2 separate regions of the Homo sapiens genome follow, and region 1 is linked to region 2. Evidence: read pairs that join two places in POLR2A ChIA-PET (ENCODE). Cell type or tissue: Panc1. All regions are shown on one strand. Each heading gives the region's core, and the rest is flanking DNA. Links, peaks and the distances in the headings are about the cores only.

What was found. ChIA-PET counts read pairs that join two places held together with the same protein. Peaks named below come from ENCODE experiments on the same cell type or tissue, not always from the same donor. Only the 100,000 strongest peaks of a DNase experiment are listed, where the experiment ranks them.
Region 1: POLR2A ChIA-PET joins it to region 2 with 9 read pairs; 1 of 35 experiments calls an interaction of 5 or more read pairs at or near these places.

The regions. Positions count from the first base shown.
Region 1 is chr12:70,845,818-70,854,748 of GRCh38, reverse strand. All of the region lies in intron 2 of PTPRR (protein tyrosine phosphatase receptor type R), which reads left to right. Among named protein-coding and RNA genes, the nearest start is that of PTPRR, 70 kb to the left of the region's middle. In Panc1, for the core only: CTCF peaks have their summits at 5,014 and 5,214 (motif pointing right); a DNase peak (open chromatin) is centred at 5,167.
Region 2 is chr12:71,395,872-71,404,802 of GRCh38, reverse strand. No RefSeq gene overlaps it. Among named protein-coding and RNA genes, the nearest start is that of LGR5, 39 kb to the left of the region's middle. In Panc1, for the core only: CTCF peaks have their summits at 6,708 and 6,911; no DNase peak of the experiment used is centred there; H3K27ac peaks cover 5,098 bases.

The DNA.
Region 1 (8,931 bases), core at 219-8,218, 550 kb after region 2:
AATTAAGGACATTGCCCAGTCACACAGTTTGTGGATGGCAGAGCTAGATTCAGACCCAGGCTGTCTAGATCCAGAGCCAGCCTCTACCCTCTGGTGCCTGGATGCAATTTCAACTTTTGTGTGATCCATGAAAGGAAACAGAAAATAGATCATTAGCATCAGAGGAGGTCAAAGAATAGTTTTTCTAAATGAAAAGAGAGCTAAGGAGCCTTGGAGTAAATGAACTGAGAATGCCATGTTTGCATGTGCAACACTAAGCATACACCTCTTTGGACACAGAAGACTCTGAGAGCCTTATGAAGATGTGCCTACTGCTTCAGTCACAAAGTTGAAAAGGGCACATGGCATAGAGTGACCTCATGAAGTCGACTGAATGCAGTGTGTCTCGTTGTGGTGCTTTGATTTTGCAAAAATGTAAATTAGTACATTGGCAGGAACAGCTGGCTTTGCTCTGCGTTTTCCTTCTTAGAAATTTTGCTCTTCTTTGCCAGCCCTTAATATTGCTCAGTGACACACAGAAGTTGAATGTGATTCCCAAAAAACTCTTAGCATTCAAACTAGGGGACTGTTGGTGGTCATGGAAAGAAAAGGGGAGAGAAAGTTATCCTTTCTTCAATATATGCCTTTGAAATAATTAGGTTATTCCTTGCTGGCATGCAATTTTAGAATGGGAAAGAAGGGACATGATTTGGATGTTTGTAAGTGTTAAGGTTTGATAGAACACTATTCTAAATCTGGTAATAATGATAATAATGATGATATTGTAGCTACTTGATTCTCAGAGATTTGTTGTTGAGTCACAAACACACATCTACGACCTTTTCTGTATGTCCCACTTTTTGATGTACAGTAAGAGTAAGGTAGAAACAACTCGCCACTTGGCATTTAATCTCCTTATCTTTCCCACTTATTGATCTATAGTAAGTTTTTTCACAAACATATGTGACCAGTGTTTTTCATTTTGCGGGAGGCGGAGCGGGGACATGGCTGGCTGACTTGGGTCCTATAGCAAAGCTTGGGGCCCTAGAGCTGCCAGAGCCAAGTAAGAAGTAGTGACCAGAGATGGGTCCATGTCCTGGGATAGGCACAATAGGACCCCAGGGCTTGGTACAAGAAGCAAAAGCATATTTGCGGTCAGGCCAATGTTACATATCAAGTCCGAGACCAAGATTGAGCAATATTGAGTGGAAAGGCCAGAAACCACAGAAAATCCAAAGGAAGACAACATATGGTTGGGCAAGGGCCAAAGGCAGTATTGCTTAATAACCATTAAGCAATGTCCATTAAGCAAATGTCCATGCTTTGGAGTCAAATTTGGATTTCTATTTTTCTTCATATTAGTTGTGCGACCTTATGTAGTTTTAATGCAGAATGTGTAATGGTCAAGTACTGGATTCTGCAATCTAGCTGTTTACATTTGAATCCTGTTTTCCCACTACCAGCCATGTGATGACATGAACAGATTATTTAATTATTAGATGCCGTAAGGCTGGTAATTATAGCAGAACCTTTCTTAAAATGTGGATGTAAGGATGGAGAGAATTAATATATGAGAAGCCCTTAGCACAGTAATTGCACAGAGTAAACACAAATAATTATTCTCCTCATTATTATAATGATAATCTCTTTTGTGTTCCTGTTTCTCCTCCATAAAATAAAAGTCCTAACACTTGCCTCAGAGGATTGTAGTGAGGAATAAATGAGATAAAGTGTGGCGGCCCCTGGCCCGTGAACGGTAGTCATGATTATTGTAAGGAACATAAGATAGAAATTTGCCACGGTAATCTCCCATGAGGACAGAACTTCTTTTGAAAGCCCCAAGATCCTGCCCGTAAATCATAAGGCATGCACACCAAGCCCAGTGTCTGACAGCAGCTCCTTTCCTGCCTGTCTCATCATGTTAAACGCAATATCAGAAAATTAAAGAATAGAAGGGGGGAGAAAATGTAAAGTCCTCAATATGAGCAAGTATGTAGAAGTCCAAAAAAAGTAAATAATTTGCACAATGTCACACTGCTAGTTTGTTACAAAGGTGATCCTTGAACTCAATTACTTGAACTCCTTTTCTGTTGTCTATTCCACTATTCCACACTAATACTGCCTCTTCTAAATTCTCACAATCCATCTGGTGGCTCCTCAGGGGCTGATTTAAGCTCCATGAAGGGGCTTAGCTTAACATCAGTAGAGAATCAGCCTCTCCTGAGAAGGGATTCGATTGCTGTTTGCTCAGTGCTGATTACTTTGATAATAATCAGGGTATAAAAAGAAGTAATACAGTATTAATCAGGAAAACAGCATGCTACCACTGCAGAAACTAGGTCATAGTTGCAGTTAACTATGCCATTTGTAATGCAATTTAATGTCAATTTTCTCTTAGATATTTTTCTTTTGTAATCTTTTCTTATTTTTTAATTTCTTTCATATAGCATGCAAAGCCAGTTGAGTTGACATTGGTGTTTAATTTAACAATTGTTGAATGAATAATTTGAATAATTGATTTGTCCCTGATTCATTTTTCCAACCCTTTACATCTTCCTAGTTCTCGTATTTGCCAAGTGACTTTGGATTTTGACTTGAAAAAAATTTTTAAAGCATCTGGTCTCATCAGGTAAATTTCATTTCCTGCACACCCTTCAGCTCCCTTCCCTTCACCCACTCATGCACTCATACACTGTCTGCCTTCCTTCCAGGGCATTCTGTCTTTCATCGAAGGATTTAGTACCACAGCTAACTTTAAAGCCTAAACATGAGTAGTTTTCCCAGAACCATGGTACTGAAACCTCATGATTAGATACAAAATATTTGAAAAAATAATGAAAAGAAAGTAAAAAAGAGAATTGAAAAAAATGAAATTGTTAATGTATGAAAACATTTAATTCTGCCAGCTGGCTTTTTCTTTCTTGTCTATTCTGCACATAATTCCAGCGTGTACTTCTTTTCACATTTCAATATCTCTGACATCAGGATACATCTAAACATCAATGGCTTCTTGCATTTACAATAGGCATTTTTTATTAGAGTCATATAGAAAATAGATCATTTTATAATGGAGTATGTCTTCAATATGATGAACTGTGATGATAGAAATACTAGCAAGTATTGTGTGCCATTCATTTTCATAAATGCCTTATACATGTTAACTTCTTTAACCTTCACAAAACACCTACAGAGTGGATTCTCTTATTCTCTCTGTTTTCAGATTGCAGAAACAAGGAGAGATAGGCAGTGAAAGAGGTTGCCATATCTAGTAAGAAAGTGCCATATCTAGTAAGTAATGGGGTCAGGATATGAACCCAGACTCCTTCCCTAGGCTGTGCTCTTAACCTCTACCCAAAACGTTTTTCTGATTTTTCCATATAGGACTTTGGACACTTTTCCCATCTCTTGGTTTGTCTTTTAGAATATTCCATCATCTTCTGTGAAGACATTGGAATATGGATTCTCATTCTCACTTATTTTTGTCTGTGTGTCTGGGTATTTTACCAGAGGGTCATTATTAGAGTCAGGATAAATGCAATATTTAAGAGACCTATCTCTGAAATCAGAAACTAACTGGGTCCAAATTCTGGCTTTGACTCTTACTAGCCCTGTCACTTTGGGCAAATTACCTAACGTTAGTTTTCTTTTTTAAAAAATAAGTATTTTTTTAAGTTTACCTCATAGGGTTATCATGAGAATTAAATCAAATGACTTATGTATAACATATTTAGAACAATACCTAAATATAATGAATACCCAACAAATGTTGGCTTATTTATGAAATCATAGTATATGAGACTGAAGTAAAAGGGAAGAGAATGAGGAAAAAAAAACAGGAGAAACACTCAGAAGAGTTAGCAATTTATTAACTCATTCATGTATTCAACAAAAGATGTACTGAGGTTGTATTGTGTGCAAAGCAATGTAGGGACAGCATCTTCCTTATAGCTAGGTCTGAAGAAGAAAAGGAACTTGCAAAATGCTTCTGTTTTCTGCATTGGGCCTGGCACTGAGTAAAATGCGAGAGTGAAAGGTACATCAATTTCGTATTCCCCAAAAGCGTCGAGAGGCACAGAGAGAGGTCTGGGTTTTCAAGGAAGGGTGAAATTATTCCCGGTCACAATGGATTTGAAGAGATTCATCCACCAAATATTTAAGTGCCTACAATATATTGTATTCAGGATATAAAGAATAAAATAATAGCTCTGCTTTCAAGAATGATGCTTCCAATACTTATTTGTGATTTAGATATAGAAATCGGTGATGGGAAAACATCACTAATGAGGTAGGTAGTCATTTTAGTTAGTAGAGTTGGATTCAGCTTATTATTTCAAGCAACCTTGCTTTAAATTGCTGCCCTATTGATCTTTCTGGAAATAGATACAAAATTACCTTTTATTTTTTTTTTTCTGAGATGGAATCTCGCTTTGTTGCCCAGGCTGGAGTGCAGTGGCATGATCTCAGCTCACTGCAACCTCTGTCTCCTGGGTTCAAGCAATTCTCCCTCAGCCTCCCGAGTAGCTAGGACTATAGGCGCCCGCCACCACACCCAGCTAATTTTTGCATTTTTAGTAGCAACAGGGTTTTACCACTTTGGCCAGGCTGGTCTCAAACTCCTGACCTCAGGTGATCTGCCCACCTCGGCCTCCCAAAGTGCTGGGATTACAGAGGTGAGCCACCATGCCCAGCCAGAAAATTACTTTTTTTTAAATAGAGAAATGTATCACTACATTTAAATGTCTAAGTTCAAATTAATTTTGATTTTATTAGAATAGAAAAACTGAAATGAATATTTTTGTAAAGACTAAAAACAATTGCATTTATAGTTTAGGCAATTGGATGTCTTTTGGTTTTTGTTTGTCATTCCGTCTACTGAGTAATTTAGCTAAAAATAACAGCTCTTACTTGGCCAAGAAAGTCACATGTTTATGTTTTATTAAGACAAGCAAGTTCATCCTCAAATATCCTAATTTGAATTAATTAAGGAAAAATGACTAAAAAGGCATTTATTAAACATATAGTAAGGGGCCAGATGAAACGATCACCATACCCAAATCACTTGGTCACAAATAATTTTTGCCCATTGTCAACCACATATTTTTGTAGACTGATAGATTTTCTTTTCATGGAAAAATCAATGGAAATGTCAAAATATGTTGTAAATTATAATGTAAAAACAAAACCCCTTTCCTTTTGCTTATTTCATCCACCAGATGTCCCTCTTCTCAAATTTGGTGATGTGTTACTACAGAAAGAAGTGCCATGCTATGTTAATGAAAGAAACTGGTAGTTGAGTTGAAAAAATCCACTGTCAATCTCCACTCTTATTTTTGGCAACTACAAACTGACAAAACGTTAGCAGCTATGTCTAAACATTCTTTCCAGACTTGGATTCCCTCCAAACCTTTCTTCTTGAGTGGCTATCTGGCCTATTCTTAAGAACTCTCTTTAACAGGAAAGCTACTCTCATCCAAAGCAGCCAGTCTACTTCTGGTCAGCTGTGCCTGTTGGAAAATTTTTTTTTTTGCTAAGAAATTTATCTCTTATATCTACTTCCATGGTTCAAATATCTACCTTTGGAAATAGTCATTTCTAATACATTGTTTTCCAAATAATAGTCATCCAAATAATTCAACAGCTAATAAATTCTACCTACATCTTTTCTTCTCCAGGCTAAATTGTATTCCCAAAGTTTGCTATTAGTCAATTTTTTTGAATAAAGGGCATATTTTCACATAAACAAAAAATTATAAATGGTGATTGGGGATGTGGGCAAGATAAAAAAATTATTTAACTTACATCAAGATGAAGCAGTCAGAAATTATCTATATTAAAAAATTATTTGTGAAAACTTTAATAATTCCCAACAGAGGTTATTTAATATGTTAATTGTGTTTGGTTGAGTGATACTACACAGAAAGTATCATTAGAAGTTATTTTCCCAGATTCAAATTGTAACTCTAAGCATCTATCACATATTCTACCCCAGTGTTTTGGTGTAACTATAAGTCATCTAAATTGTGAATGATTGTTTTAAATTATTCAAAACATTTTTAGTATAACCAAATGGCATTTAAAGTACATCTGCATTCTTAAATTATTAGATAATTCTCTAATCTGATCATTACAATTTAATATTCATTAATCTGGCTGGATGTGGTTGCTCATGTCTAATCCCAGCACTTTGGGAGGCCAAGGCGGACAGATCACTTGAGGTCAGGAGTTTCAGACCAGCCTGGCCAAGATGGTAGAACCCTGTCACTACCAAAAATAAAATAATTTAAAAAATTAGCTGGGCATGGTGGCATGCACCTATAGTTTCAACTGCTCTGGAGAATCTCTTGAACACAGGAGGCAGAGGCTACAGTGAGCCGAGATCCACTACTGCACTTTAGCCTGGGTGACAGAGCAAGACTCCATCTCAAAAAAACAACCATTAATTTGTGTGAACACAGATGAACATAGAAATATTCGAAGGGAATAATACTATGAGAATAAAAATTGGTCATAGAACCGGATAACTATTGCAAATGGAGATTATTCAGTGCTAGTACGATTGTCTACACATCAAGTCATTATATTTTATTTTTAGAGTTGTTTGACAGTTCGTTTAGGCCTGTACTGAGTCAATCTGAGAACTAAGTGAATTTTAATGACATTCCTCCCATTATATGTAATATGAGTGGATGGGAATCTCTTGTAATTTATAGTAATGACCCTCAGGACACACTTAGGTTTAGGCAATAGTAGATTATTATCATGCCCATATGAAATAGTTTTCAGAATCTCAGGGAAAAGATGAAGGGGATACCCCGAAAGCAACTGACTACAAGTTATTTTCACTGAAAATCATTATGTTTATGAAAAGTAACACAAATTATATGTTACAACTATTTTTAAGCTGTTCTTTACCAAAAAGTCGAACAAATACTTCTTAAAAGTGAAAATACAGCCAAATTTCTTTATTGTGTTGAGTCTTTCTGGAACCTCTAAGTGTCCATCTGGTGCTTAGAGCCACAAAATTTTGAAGTTTAAAAATTCCCTCTCTCTAAGCATTAGGGTTGTAGGAGGATTAAATCCAAAGCTCATTATGGACAAATCCCATTAATTGGCATTTTTATTTTGGTGAAGTAGGAACAATAAAAAATTTTTAAACTTGGTTCAAGTGGAGAATGGAGAGGAAGAGTATGGCTCACCCAGTCTTTCCAAAATTTAACCTCACCAAGCAAATTGAAGGAGGTGGCAATTATACATCCACAGCCCCAAAACCTCATATTTTGAGATGTAAATTTCCAAGTTTCCTGCAATAATACAAGCAGAAAAAATATTATCAGTCATCTGAAATATCAGAGCCAACTAGACTGACCATATTATAATTTCTATTGGCTTTTAGAGAGGATATGTTGGACCAAATGTTTTGATTATGTTTGTGGTTTGACCATAAATTTTGTGCATCGATAATAAATAGTAATGAGCTAACAATTAATGACCAGCTACTCCAAGCCAGGCAAAGTGCTAAGCACATTACATGCACTACATTTAAGCCTCACACAACTCCTGTGATATAGGCACCATTGTTATATTGATGTTACAGCTGCATAAACTGTGGCAGAGCAAGGTCTCTTGTCAAAACTTTTGTGCTTAACATCCAAGTTCTCGTGTCAGGCGTTTGTTTTTCACATCCTTCAAAGCAGGAAAGTTAGTCTTCCATCATTGAGTTTCACAAGATGTCAGGCACTAGGATGTACAGTGCCTGGACACCCCAGGAAAGATCCCCATGCCAGGAGTTTACACAGTGGCATGAGAGGGAGGGAAGAGGCAGATACCCATAAGCAATTTCAGTTCGGATAAATATTGCACTGAGACAAGCAGGGGAAGCTGTGGATAGATTGAGGAAAGACAGATGCCTATCTGAGTCCACTCAGGCTGCTACGATGAAATACACTAAACCAAGTAGCTTTTAAGCAATGAAACTTGATTTCTTAGATTTCTAGAGGCTGTGAAGTTCATGATCAAGGACCCAGCAGATTTGGCGTCTGGTGAGGGCTCACTCTCTGGTTCATAAGTGGTGCTTTCCCTTTGCATCCTCAATGGTGGAAGGGGGCAAACAAGCCCCTTCTCTCCTGGCCTCTTTTTTAAGGGGACTAGTCCCATTCATGAGGGATCTGCCCTCATGATCTAATCAATCCCTAAAGGCCCCACCTCCTAACACTATCACCTTGGGGGTTAGGATTTCAACAAGAATTTTGAGAGGACACAAACATTCACACAATAGCAATGCCTATATACGCTTTCTTCTTCGTAACTAATATAACCATTTCTTAAAATAAACAAGTGAGTCTTAAGTGCCTACCCATGCCAGGTACCTACGTTCAGGGCTCCACATTTCCTCTGGGCCATGTCTGGTGAGATGCCAGTCTGCCTCCAAGATGCTCATAAGCCACATTTTTACAGGTCTCTCTAAAAAGCTTCCTATGAGTTTTCTTTGTATGTAATCTCATAATCTAGTCTTTGAATGAACCTAAAGCTTTTTTCTGGTCCGTAGCTAGTGGAAAGGAAGCGTTTTCTTTGCTCATTTCTTTCCATGTTAATTAACCATAACACTATCCTTCAAGCCAACTAATTTGTTTTCTACTTTGTTATTTAGATTCTTCAAATATTTGGTGATTATTATCCCATAATCCTTAAGTTGTTGCTTAGTTGGGTTACATATACTTGTATTTAACTATCCATTTATTTTCCATTCTTGGTCTATATTTTATTTCATTTTGTTATTTTTCAGTATTGAAATTGCTTTTCTTCTCTTGTCCCACTGAAGCACTGTGATTCATGTTAACACTCTGAAACAATTGGTCATAAATCCAAATTCAGGGCACTTAGGTTCAGGAAAGGCAGGCTTATGATCTTATTCCAGAAGATTATAGAAAAACTAGATCACCAAACATCAGTGGT
Region 2 (8,931 bases), core at 458-8,457:
CATTTTATAATGGCTTTCTTTGTCTTTTGTGACAGTTTTTTTTTTACTTCAAGTCTATTTTGTCTGATATAACTACCCTGATCTCTTTTGCTTACCATTCACATTGAATATCTTCTTTTTCCATCTCTTCACTTTCAGCCTGTGAGTCCTTAAAACTAAAATGAGTCTCTTGTAGGCAGCATATTGCTAGATCTTGATTTTGTTTATCCATTTCATTACTCGAAGTATTTGATAGGAGAATTTAATCCATTTATATAAATAAATTATTGATAGGTATGGATTTACTATTGCCATATTATTAATTGTTGTCTATTTTGTAGTTCCTTTGTTCTTTTCTTCTTCTCCTGCTGTCTTCCTTTGTGATTTGATAACTTTTTAAGAGTGGTATGCTTTGATTTCATTCTCTATCTCTTTTGTATCTACTACAGGTATTTATTTTTGTGGTTACCATAAGGCTTACATAAAATATCTTATAATAGTCTGTTTTAAGCTGATACTAACTTGACTGCATACAAAACCTCTACACTTTAACTTCTCACCCACATTTTATCTTATTGATGCTATAATTTACATAATTGAATTTTGTTTATTGCTTATTCACTTACAAATTATTGTAGCTATAGGTATTTTTAATATTTTATCTTTTAACTTTTATCCTAGAGTTAACGGTGATTTATGAACCACCATTACAATATTAGAGTATCTAAATTTGATGATTTTTTACTTTTACAGAGAGTTTTATACATTCATAGGTTTTCATGTTGTTAGCATTAATTTCAACTTGAAGAAATCACTTTAGCATTTCTTTTAAACAAGTCTAGTGATGTTTCATAAGTCCCTTAGACTTTCTTCAGTCTTTTTCTTTTATTTTATAACTTGTTCCTCTGACTAAATAATTTTAAATGACTTGTCTTTGAGCTTGCTAATTATTTCTATGCTTGATTGAGTTTGCTGTTGAAGCTCTTTATGGCTTTTGTTTTCTTCAATTCAGTCATAGTATTCTGCAAATCCAGAATTTATGCTTGCTTCTTTTTTATTGTTTCTATCTCTTTATTGAACCTCTCATTTTCTTCATGTATTATTTTCTTAATGTTGTTTAGTTGTGTATCTGGATTCTCTTGTAGCTCACTGAGTTTCTTTTAGATGATTATTTTGAAATCTTTCTCAGGTGATTTGTAGATCTCCATTTCTTTAAGGTCAGTTATTGGTGACTAATTTTGTTCTTTTGCTGGTGTCATGTTTTCCTGATTATTCATGATCCTTTTGGTCTTATGTCGATGTTTGTTTGAAGAAGCAGGCACTTCTTCCAGTCTTTACAGATTGGCAAGCCCTTCACCAGTAAGCTGTTTAAGAGATTCTGGGCAGGTTGGCTAGTGGGGTCTATGGAAAGCTTGCTTTTGGAATCCTTGGGCAGCTAGCCTGGTACTTGGGTGAGTAGGTGGGTGCGCCTAGTGCTTGTAATGTTGGGCATGGAATCTGAGTCCACTGGAGTGTGCCTGGATCATGGATCCACTAGAGCCTGGGGCTGTGGGGGCCGGCATGGAGTTGTGGTGGGCTTAAAGCCTGAGTCCACAGGTGCCATCTTCATTCCTGAGGCTATAGAAGCTGGTGTAGAGCTTGAGCTACATGGGATAGCTGGGTGGGCCTGAAACCTGGGACCACAGGGTTTGGCCTGGAGCCTGGGGCTGCAGGCAATAGCTCAGAGCCTGAGGTATGGTGGTTAGCCTGGTGCTGGGAAAGACCTGGAGCCTGGGGCCAAAGGGGTTGGCCTGGCCTAGCATTGGGCCTGGATGCTGAGTCTGTGGGCAGGGACTGGAGATTCAAGGTAGAGGGGTGCTCATGCCTTCTGCTGGCTCTGTGGTGAAGCTGTGGGTATTATTTCATAGTCCTTTTCCCGTGCAGAGGGTACCACTTTTCATCCTACCGTCTTAAATGCATATTTTTTTGTTTATGTGCTCTACTCAGGTTCTATAATCTCTCACTTGGATTCCTTAGCTCTTATAAAGATATTTTTGTGCATAGATAATTGTTCTAATTGATGATTTTAGGAGAAGGTGTGTGCTGGAAAGCCTTATTCCACCATCTTGCTGATGTCACTCTGGCAAGGACTTAGTTTTTTAAGTCTTATGTGTAAAATGAGAATAATAAAGGTAGTAATCTAATGGGATTGTTATAAAGACTAGAAGAGGCAAAGTGTTTTGCACAGTGCCAGGTGTATATATAGGGAGCTCTCTGTAAAGGTTGGCTGTTATTGTGAGTCTACCTCATTCCTTGTTAGCTCTCTGAACCTGGCAGGGGAACAATGAATAAGTCTGTAGTTGTTGAGATAGCTCCTGAAAGAAGATGGGTTCCTCACTAACACAGGGGCCTTTTTAAGAAGCAGAAAGAGAAAAAGAAAAGACAATCAAAATGACTGCTATTATATCTGTGTCTACATATACAGAATACTGCATCTATATCTCTATCTTCAGAAGCAAAGGGCTGACCCCTGCCAAAAAAGTTCATGGCATTAAAAGGCTGAATAGTAAGGTGAGATAAAAATTTTGAACTTTTTATTAATTTATCTCCCCTAAAACTTTTTTTGATGCATTTTCCCTATTTAAAATATTATAAAAGCGATGATGCCTACATAAAATTCTCATATATGTATACACCCGAAATTTCCATAAGTAGATGTATATGGACACATTCTGAGTAGACATATGCTGACACATTGATAACCATAACAATTCATGGACCCAGTGTTAAAAAGCACTACATTGGACATGAAGGATTATTTATGTAGTTCTCCCTTTATGCATTCTGAAATTTTTTGTTTTTACTTTAAAAAAATTCTACTTCCATTCTTCTCAGAAAGCTTGAAAAAATGAATATAAATCACTATGATATCACCATTAAAATGGCCAATGACTTTTTCTTCACAGTTTAGAAAATATTATACTAATAGAATTTAGGAGAAAATTAGTTTTAAGATGTGGTACAACAGAAGCAGAAAATGATACTCAGAGAACAATGCCATATATAAAGACTCTCGAGCTCAGCTGTGAGCACATTGGAACTGTATTTATGAAAGCCCTGAGAATTTTGTACAGGGAAGGTCAGAGAGTGTGATGGTCCTTCCTCTAGCTGGAATGGGTAGAGGGGACAGCACTGAGGGGAGCTCTGAGGTCTCTTCTGAAGTTTTTAGGAGCGGTGAGATCTGTGAATAGTTCAAAATCTTCTCCCAGATTTGGAGCTCTGTCAAAATCTTTGTGACTATGAAGACAGAGTAGGTGGAGAGAACCTAGTGCCTTGGGGTTCATTCCTTATGGCTGAGGAGTCTCTACCTCATCTGTAGTACTTGCTGCAATGTGGGGGTGAGGTCAGATAAAGAATTATGTGGAATGAACAGAGATTTCTCCTTATGTTCTGCCCTTCTGCTGGACTATTTCATTAGGTGCTCTATTCCTTTCTGTTGGCTTCCCACATCCCCAAATTCTCGGCCCTGTGCTTACGATGTTGAGTACAACTCTTCCTACACCTAGGAGCTCTAATTGGATTCAATGTCTAGTGTCTACTCCACAGACGTGAAGTTTCAGCTCTTCATTCTTTCATCCATAAATTTAAAATGAGAGTGAACTCTAAATTAAGAAGCTGAATCTCTAATATGGAAGTTGATTGAAAACATTGTATGGTCATTTATAAACTAATTTTTTATGGCTAAATTTACTCTTGGGAAATTGAAAATTATTAACTGCAAATCCAATATGCTACTGTGAATAAAATGATAACCAAAGATTTTATTTTATTATTTCATGAGGGCTATTTGGATCTGTAATGCAAGAAGCATTTCAAAGTTTGGACTGTGCTTTAAAAAAGTTGCCAAGTATGTTAAATTGTGCACTTAGTTTTCAATGTGGAGGAACAAATCCCAGATTCAATAATTCAATGAACTAACACAATTCTTCAGAGCTTTAAGTGTATTTGCAATTAAGACACTAATTGCTGTTCATTGGCTGATTCTTTCCCCAGAAAGCTTTGTTCTTCTGCAAAAATGCAAAGTCTTACTATTGATCTGTACTCTCAAAACCCTGTTGATTTAAGCAGGACTCTCTGAGGTGAGAACAACAACAAAACCAAGAGACTTAATTTACTCAGCTTGGGTTTCAGGAAACATATCTAATAGCAGACAGTTCCTGTTTTCATTGTTTTCCATTTAAGTCCCTGCAAAATCAGATTGTCTTCAAATAGATGCTGCTGCCATTGGTATAAGACTCATTTTCACATCCCTAAAGAAATAAAGAGTTTTGTAAAAATTCACTCGTTTAATGGGGCCTCACGTATAATGGGCCTAAGTCAAGCCAAAAGGATAAAGATGGATATCGTGCAAAAGCAGTGATAGAATGACAGCACCAAAGATGTAAAATGTATACTCTTTAGACTCTTTAATGTAGCCCTCAATCACCAAGGAATAATTGCAGGTGGATGGAGGTGAAAAGGAATTTCCTTTGAGAGCAATTCTATTTTGTCTGTTTTGGAAGCTTAATACAGGTTGGTATTAAAAACTTCTGAGGAAAGAAAGCAGGGGATGTAGTTTGAGAAAACTACTACCTGTGATTGTTCTCATTGTTTGGAAAGGTCCTGGGCTTGGCTGTTTTCCTGGAGTTTTGCCTGGAAAGAGATAAATTCTGACCAATCATTAATAATGCTAATGATAATAATAATAATGATGATGACTAATGTTTATTGAGCACATAGTATGTGTTACAGGTAGGTTATACACTAAGCATTATATGTACATATGTATATCGTTTATACATATAATATATATAAAATCTAAGTTAATATAGCAACAGTTCATAATGGTTTGAATTAATGCTTTCATCCTCAATGGCTGCATAGTGTGATGGTTAAAAGAAGCTACAGGATTTTATTTATTTCTTCTTCCACCTCCAATTAACTATGTGACCTTAAGTAAGTTTCTCTCTGAATCTTGGTTTATTAATCTATATAATGGCATAATAAGACCTATCTCATTGGGTTTTGTGAGGATAAAATAATGCTATCCAGTGGCAGAGACAGACGAACCACCCTGCAATACAGTATGATTAATAGGATATATTGAACGGTGCTCAGAGCACTTGCAGGAGGACTTTCTGTTCTCACGGGACTTTGGAAATGCAGGACTTTCTGGAGAAGCTGCCCTTTAAGTGGTAGCTTGAGTTACAGATGGGAGTAAGTCCTGAGAAAGTGAGGGAAGAGTGTTCCAGTTTGAAGGAGTAGAGTGTTCTTGGGGAATTGCATTTTGCTGCACAGCTGTGAAGGGAGTGGGGGCATGTTGAGAGTTGATGCCAGAGAACTCAGCAAACCCAGCTCATAAAGCGTTTTGGATGGCATTTTGGGATTTTGGACTTTCTCCTGAGATCAGAGGGAGGGTAATGAAGAGTTTAAGCAGGAGAGTGACGTAATTAGATTTGTTTTTTGTGACTTTCACTCTCTTTGAGATTAAATGTACTAAAACAGAGACCCTTCCCTGACCCCATCTTTGAGCAAACCCATGAACCCTCTTTGGTTTGTGGACTGTCATCAAGTGAGCTCACAGGTATTTTACTCCAGCTGCACTGATTTCTGTGATAGCATTTTCTTGCACTGAATTGTTTCCTTATCTGAGATAAGTGACATGGTTCAGAGGATAGTAAAATAGCATATCTACTCACAGACATGGCTAGGCCAAATGAATACTTTTTTTCTTCAGTTGCTTTATTGTTTGTTTGTGGATTATATACTTACTATATTAAATGCAGCTAAAATTTAATTTTAGAATGACTTTCAATTGCTTTCTTATGAATTGAAACCATTTACTGAGAGTTGACATGTACTTAGGCAAAGCAAGCCATTTTCTAATCACAGTAAAGTAAAACAATAGTAAAGAACATTTGCTTTGGGAGGCCGAGGCGGGCGGATCACGAGGTCAAGAGATTGAGACCATCCTGGCTAACACGGTGAAACCCCGTCACTACTAAAAATACCGAAAAATTAGCCAGGCGTGGTGGCGGGCGCCTGTAGTCCCAGCTACTCGGGAGGCTGAGGCAGGAGAATGGCGTGAACCCGGGAGGCAGAGCTTGCAGTGAGCCGAGATCGCACAGCTGCCCTCCAGCCTGGGTGAAAGAGCGAGACTCCGTCTCTAAAAAAAAAAAAAAATAACATTTGTAGATATTCTGCCTTTTCTTGTTTCCAGTCTGGAAGCTTGCTACTCGAGCAAAACATTCAATAAAATCCAATTGGGTGTGTGATATATATATATATATATTTTTTTTTCTGGGGGGATTATCTGTGCTTCTAGTCACTTTGAATAGAAAATTGATTTTATTTTATGATTACAATCTTATATTCCCAGAAGATTCCAAGAATATTATTTTTTTAAAATAAATTGGAGAATAATGTATTTCTAGATCATATTGATTACCAATTACTATTTTATAAAATATTTATGAAAATGTCAACTCATACATAGTTAGGTATAACAAAAATAAGTCACATTGGACAAAAATATTTCTGCTTTGGATTTCTGGTGAAGCAGGCATTAAACATGTTGAAATTCATTGAGAACTTGATATGTTCTATATTTATGGTAAAATTATAAAGTTGTTAACAAAACCACAAATACTAATCTATGCATAGTATCCAAACGGTAGATAATTATAGTTTAACATTAAGAGAAATTAACTGTCAGAGGACTATGATAAAACTTTTACTGGAAAATTTTAGAATTTCTTAGGAAAGAAAAATATGTATAATGGAAATCAAATATATTTTTTTTGAGTTGTTCACAAAGTGACTTAGCACTTTTGGAGCATTTAATGTTTTATTAACGCTGTTAAATCCCATCTGGTGTTTGTAAAGTCTTTTACTATCCCCTGCTGGGACAGGCAGACATTGGTTTGCATGACTGTGTGTTCCCAAAATATTTTTTAAAAGTATCTAGTGGATTTATACCAACTGTAGCAGGATGATAGAAGGCCACATTTCCATTATAATACCTTTAAAAATGGAGACAAATGTCATCAAGTCACAAAAGATCCATTAGTTTTATACTGTGTGACATTTGAGGGGAAATGTGAATGATTAGTGGTTTTAAAAAGTTGTTTGGAATTCAACATCCTGTGTCAATATTACTTGAAAAATATTTATAGGTTCTGAGTCAGTGAGATGCAATTTACTCTTCATGGAATTCATTCTAGAATGTGTGGAATACTGCCTTGAACCTTAGTCATTCCAATAAATTCCCTGGAATTATCTTTATTGTCAATAAACAGGTTGTTTTGTCTCCTTGAGTGATTTTTATTGTATTGTGAGAGACTTATATCTCTGAAAATCAACAAAATCTTTGCATAGAGAAAAAAATAACTTAATTCAGCAAGAATTTATTGACTAAATTCTATGCTCAATGCCTTCTATGTCTGATGGGCATTGGGAAAAATGAAAAAGAGTTGACATGATCTTTATCTTCAAAGAACTTATAGTCTAGCTGGAGAGGTAGATTTAAAAACCCAAGGTAATCTAAGTTTCAAAAATAAAATATAATAAAGATTTTATACTAATATTGAGAAAGGAGTGATTAAACTTGATTGGGGTATGAAGAAAAGTGCCATAGTGAAAGTAAAACAGGCCTTGAAGGATAAAGATAATTATAATTTAAAGGAGATAGAGTTCAGTGTATGTAAAGTGAATAGAGATCAGTATATGTAAAGTGAATAGAGATCAGTATATGTAAAGTGAATAGTAAATTTTACAATGTATAATATTCTAAGATAAAGTCATGGAGAAGTCAAAATATAGTAGAAAAAATTTGTGGATGGATACCTGAATTTTAACCTTGATCTGGGAATTAACAGTGTATACTTAGGCATTTATCAATTACTTATAATGTCCCAGACACTGTTTTAAGTGCTGGAATCACAGTGCTATATGTGACAGGCAAGGTATCTTATAGCATGCATTTTTGTGGGAGGAGACGGAAAGAAAGAAATAAAAAAACTTTTTTTCTCTTAAAAAAGAGAAATTAGCAGACAGCAGTTAGTACTATGGAGAAATAAAACTGGGTGATACTACAGGGTGTGATGATGGGGGGCTGCTTTAGGTTGTCAAGAGAAAAGATCCATCTAAGGAGGTGACATAGCAGCTGAGAACTGAATGACCACAAACTTCTTTGTGAAGATCTGTGTGAAGATAGTTCCAGAGCAGGAGCCTTAAAGTAGGAACAAGCTTAGTGTGTTCCAGGAACAGAAATAAGTTCTGATTATTGGAGAGAGGAAAGATAAGAGCATGAAGTTAGGGTTCTTAGCAGATCATCCAGAGTTTCGTATGCAGGGTAAAATAGTTTGAATTATATTGTAAGTATGGTGGGGAATCATGGAAGTGTTTAAGTCAGTTTGTTTTATGGTTTATGTTTTACAAAAATCATTCTGGCTGCTGGGCTTAGAGAATGGAGTGGGCAAGTATAAAAGCAGAGAGATGAATTAGGAGGCTATTGCAGTAGCCCAGGTAATAATGATAGTTATTTGAACTGGTAGGAGCAGTGAAGATGAAGACGTGTCTAAGTGTTAAGGATGACACTTAGATTTATAGCTTGAGCATTTGAAAGGCTGGTGGTGACATTAACTGATTGGAGAAGACTGGGAGATTAGGAGGTTAGGAGGGCAGGCCTCTTGAGATCACTAAATCTGTTTTCTAGTTGCAAAATGGCAGTGATGATACCTATTTTACAGGATCAATGTTGTAAGAATTAAAACAAATGAAGTCACTGGCTTCATAAAGTGTCTGGCACACAGTAAGGGCTCAGTAATTGTCAGTTACCTTTTCTGTATAAAATAACAATTCTCGATAGTTTCCAAAAAGATGGGAATATAGGACCCATTTTTCTTGACTCCAGACTTCAAAATGTAGTATTTA